2 separate regions of the Homo sapiens genome follow, and region 2 is linked to region 1. The links are chromatin loops, found by intact Hi-C in ENCODE. Cell type or tissue: gastrocnemius medialis. All regions are shown on one strand.

What was found. A loop is a pair of places that touch in the nucleus more often than their neighbours do. Peaks named below come from ENCODE experiments on the same cell type or tissue, not always from the same donor. Only the 100,000 strongest peaks of a DNase experiment are listed, where the experiment ranks them.
Region 2: it touches region 1 in a loop (4-fold over the local background); 110 of 110 quality-filtered maps call a loop at or near these places.

What each region holds. Positions count from the first base shown.
Region 1 is chr1:165,407,549-165,410,048 of GRCh38, reverse strand. RXRG (retinoid X receptor gamma) reads left to right here. Exons shown (of 10, transcript NM_006917.5): 7 at 359-491; 8 at 1,731-1,822. Among named protein-coding and RNA genes, the nearest start is that of RXRG, 36 kb to the left of the region's middle. In gastrocnemius medialis, a CTCF peak has its summit at 1,357 (motif pointing left); a DNase peak (open chromatin) is centred at 1,288; H3K27ac peaks cover 567 bases.
Region 2 is chr1:165,591,806-165,594,305 of GRCh38, reverse strand. No RefSeq gene overlaps it. Among named protein-coding and RNA genes, the nearest start is that of LRRC52-AS1, 11 kb to the right of the region's middle. In gastrocnemius medialis, CTCF peaks have their summits at 968 and 1,170 (motif pointing right); a DNase peak (open chromatin) is centred at 1,170.

The DNA of each region.
Region 1 (2,500 bases):
CTGCAAGGTATATTAGCTTTATCCACCATGGCAGCTAACATAGTGACTATTATCCGCTAAATGTTCAACCCACATTTGTTGACTGATTAAAAAAAAAAAGAATCCTTGTCTTCAAGCTGTCATTCTGGGTTGCATCTGAGAGAGAGTGGGGGGATGTGCAGAGCCATAAGTCAGGAGACCCCAGTCTTATCCTTTGTTTCTTCGCTAATGAACTGTGTCATCTTGAACTAATTCTTAACCTCCCTAGATTGTCAATTCTGCTTGTGTTATGTGGGATAATAGTACATGCCTTGGGTGATTATAAGTAAAGAAAGAATGTGTTCTGTTTTCCCTCAAGACCTCCTCCTTATCCTTGCAGGGTGGAATGAATTGCTGATTGCCTCTTTCTCCCACCGCTCAGTTTCCGTGCAGGATGGCATCCTTCTGGCCACGGGTTTACATGTCCACCGGAGCAGTGCCCACAGTGCTGGGGTCGGCTCCATCTTTGACAGGTGTCTCTCTCCTGCTTCCAGTATTTGTGTGTATTATGTGTGTGTGTGTGTGTGTGTGTGTGTGTATACACATGTGTACATACATGAATTCTCACGTGGGCATGAACCTCTGGGTAGTGCTGGGATGGAGGATGGGCAGCCCAAACAGTTAGCTACACATGACCATGCAGAGACCACTAGGCACATGAAACTATAAACCTGGGGAATGAGGGAGAGATTAAAAGAAAGATTGAGATCACAATAAGATGGAGCCACTCAGAGGCCAGCACAGTTGCCAGGCAGTTGGGAGAACCTATTCTCCCAATGGATTTCCTAAGGAGAGATTAGATCTTGACATCAGCTAGTAAGTTGTGGGTGGAGAGGGTGAACTGTTTATCCTGGGGGCCAAGGATGGGAAAGGGATCAGGATCTGTCCTCAAGAGGCCAGGCAAGATGGACTGTTTATGCTGGGCTCTGGATGATCTCAGAAGGAGGCCTGCAGCAGGAGCAAACCCATCTTCGTCAGGCAGGGATACCCTGACAGAAATTCTGTGCCTTAAATGATACTAAAGGAAAATTAAGCCATCTGATAAGGAGTTGAATAAAATGAGTAGTTAATGACTTGAGAGTGAGAGGATGGAGAACTGGTAAAGAGGAGAATTAAGTTGAAATTAATCTCTCTGTCCAATGCCAGGGCCCCGTTGTCCCTTTCTACCTCCATCGTAAATGGTCTTCTTTGGTCATGTGCACATCCACTGAGCTGTATCTATTACTTCCCTGCCCTTTCCCACATGTTCCATGTAGAGCCCAACATGGTGTTTGGAATGACTCATCCCCCTTCGTGGTAACCGGACCTTTCTACCAGTTCATTGAATGCTGCCCTCTGCTGTGTTTTTCTAGACATGCAATCCCCTTACCTTGCTGTGCCTGTTGCGTTTCTAATTTCCAAGACTTCCATGATGCCTTTCCATTTCCCTGCTTGGAGTTCATTGCTTCCTCTTTGGAACCCACTTGGACTTTGCTCATGGCAGTTATATTCCTGGGCATCGTGCTGCTGCTAGTTTTTAATGTCTGTTTCTTTAGTTAAACTGTAATCTCCTTGCAATGAGGGGTTGCATCTTTTTCATTTCTGTACCCCTAGTAACTGGTACATCATCTGGAAACAGAGTGGGCTTATAAAAATTTTGGTTGAATTCATTTTATTGGCTCTTGGCCTGTTACTTACGGTTTTCTCATTACCTGCTTGTTTCCTGTTAACAGAGTCCTAACTGAGCTGGTTTCCAAAATGAAAGACATGCAGATGGACAAGTCGGAACTGGGATGCCTGCGAGCCATTGTACTCTTTAACCCAGGTAACCGCCCTTCAACCCCAGGGGATGTGTGTGTTCAGCCCTCTTCCACGGTCAACCTCCAGTGCTCCCATGTTATTGGTCCTCCATCTCAGCTGAGACACAGATGGCAGAGCCAGGAATCCAGGAGAGCTCACAGTGTCAGCTAGAGCCATTTTGGAAAATGTTTTGAATGAGTGTGGCAGGCGCGTGTCTGGGGCAAGTGGGGAAGATGAAAGATGACGGTGGCCCAGGGTGGCAGTGAAGGGGGTGGTAAAAAGCGATCACATTCTGGATATATTTCTAGATAAAGCCACTGTGATTTGCTGATGGATTGAATATAGAATGAGAAAGAAAGAAAGGAGTTATAGATGACTCTCTGGGTTTTTTTTTTTTTAAGTTTTGTTTTCCTGAACAATGGGAAAAATGAAGTTCTTATTCACCGAGATGGGGAAAACTCCATGAGGAGCAAGTTCTGACAGCGGGTGGGTAGGAATCGGGATCTTGTCTTTGGACATTAAAATAGGAAATGGGTAGTAGATATCCAAGAGTGGCTGCCCAGGAAGCAACTGCTCATATGAGTCTGGACTTCATGGGAGAAGCCATGTGCATCTGAGAGCTGTCAGCCTCTGCCTGTGTAAGGCTGTGACACTGGGGTGAGATCATCTGGGGAGATAGAGCAGAGAAGATGGCTGGGGACTG
Region 2 (2,500 bases), 180 kb before region 1:
ACCGGCGCTATCCAGTTGAAATACAGTGCCATCCAGACATGTAATTTAAAATTTTCTAGTAGTCCTGTTAAAAAATAAAACAGATGAAATTAATTTTAATGACATACTTTATTTAACTGGATATAGCCAAAATAGTGTCATGTCACTGTGTAATCAATATAAAAATAATTAATGGGATTTTAAAATTTTTATATGAAGTCCCAGAAATCCAGTGTGCATTTTACATGTACAGTGCATATCAATTTGGACTAGCCTAATTTCAAGTACCAATGGCCATATGTAGATAGTGGCTGTTGCTACTGTACTGTATCTATAGTTAGACAGAGGATTTTAGAGGGGAGAGAAAAATGGGGCAGGAAGGAGAAAGGAAAAAAAAGAGCCCCTACGGGTTAAAGAGAATCTGTGGCACCAAATCTCCCGGCATAGGCATCCCCTAAAGCTTTGGTTTCCTTTATTTAACACCCCAGCAGGAGATTGTAATCCGAACAATCTTATGTACTCAATATTTGCCTTAAAAAATTTGAAAAGTGAGAATAGGTGGTTTTGGTCTGTTAAAATGAGAATGGGCTTTTGTGACAGGGCAGACAGACCTGAGTTCAAACCAGCCCTGCTGGGTCTGAGCTGTGAGCTTATGCAAATCTGTACCTTTTTTTGGCTACACTCTAATAATAGGGACCCAATAATGGAGACGAAAATGCTAGTCTGGCAGGGTTTTAGTGGGGATTAAATTAGATTCCTTATGTGAATGTACCTTGTTGAGTCAGTGTGTGGTGTATGGGAGGTGCTCAGTCTCCTGGTGCTGTTATCTTCCTCTTACTCCATCTGTTTTTCTAATAAGGGCGCTTTTCTTAGCCTTTATTCCCTCTATTCCCTCTTTCAGGATTTGAACTGATTTCCTACTCCACATTCACAGAATTAAGGAAAAGTACTAGAGTACTTACTCCTTCACATTCATGACTCTACTTTCCTACTCTACATCCTCAGTTTCTGCCGCACCCCCTGCTCATAGGATTTAGTTGTGATTGTGTTAGGACTAGAAAAACCTTATTGTTGAAGCACCAGTAATGATGGTAATAACAATTCAGTGACTACCTATTCCAAATCCATATGAAATTTTCCATTAAGTCGCTCTAAATTTGTTAAGACCAGCCGTACTTCCATTTTTGGTCGATAGGTGGCAGCATTGTCTAAGTCACTGATCTCTGAGCTGCTGGTCTGTCAGCCAGTTTCCTTTTTGGTGCTACAATTGTAATTTTCTATGGTTCATTTTCTTAACCTGGAAAACTTTTTCTTTTCGTCAAAAAGTCTAGGGTAACTGGCTGGGCGAGGTGGCACGTGGCTTGTAGTTCCAGCTACTCAGGAGGCTGAGGCAGGAAGAATGCTTGAGCCCAGGGGTTCGAGACCAACCTGGGCAACGTAGTGAGACTCTGCCTCAATTAAAAGAAAAAAAGTCTAGGGCACCAGACTACCATGCCAAGGTGCCTATTAAGCCCCATTGGGGCTGGGTCCCTGGTAGGGGCCTAGGAGGGTGATGGCAGGAAAGAGCACTTTCCAGTAGGAGATCCCCAAGGGTCAACATGTGAGGAATGAGAGTGGAGAAGTGGACCCAGAAGGCTGGATGAAAGCTGGAACAGCTTCTATAGACAGAGACTGCTGATAGGCATCAAAGACTGGTCTTCTGGCAGGTTCACTGTAATAACTGGGAGCGGTTTTATTGCTCTCATCCCCCCTTATAAGATGTGTCATCTTTAAATTAGAAGAATACATTTGAAAAAAATATTCTGTGTTTTTAAATATTTTGTCACCTGGAGTTTCTATGCATCTTCTCTCCCCTCAGTACAATGAGAGTTGGTATTCTGAATGACAATCTTAGGGAATCGCATTATCCGACTATTTGAATTAAAGAGAGTCTAATTGTATTTGCAAACTTAAAGTTCTTACAGGCTTTCTTTTGCATTTCATCAGGTGAGTTCATTTGACTTATTTGGTGTGGATCAAGTGATTAACCAGAGAACATTTGGAGAATGCAGGAAAGATGCCATAGACAAAATAAAATGAAAGAAAGCTTTGGTTTCTTTGATTTAACACCCCAGCAGGACATTGTGATCAAATATCCCATTAGCTTTAAAATGCATGTATCTTAGAAAATAGGATAGAAACTATTAGTTATTATTCCAGAGGATGGACTAAACCAGAAAAACTTTTGAAGTCAAGCTACATGAATTCTATGACTGATCATGCTAACAAAAAAGAGAGCAGGAAACCACTAGGGTTATCTTGGTTTGTCTGTATTCAGTCATTTATTTATATATTAAAAAAAATTGGGCCGGACACCGTGGCTCATACTTGTAATCCCAGCACTTTGGGAGGCCGACGTGGGTGAATCACCTGAGGTCAGGAGTTTGAGACCAGCCTGGCTAACATGGAGAAACCCTATCTCTACTAAAATAATAATAATAATAATAATAATAATAATAATAATAATAATAATAATTGGCCA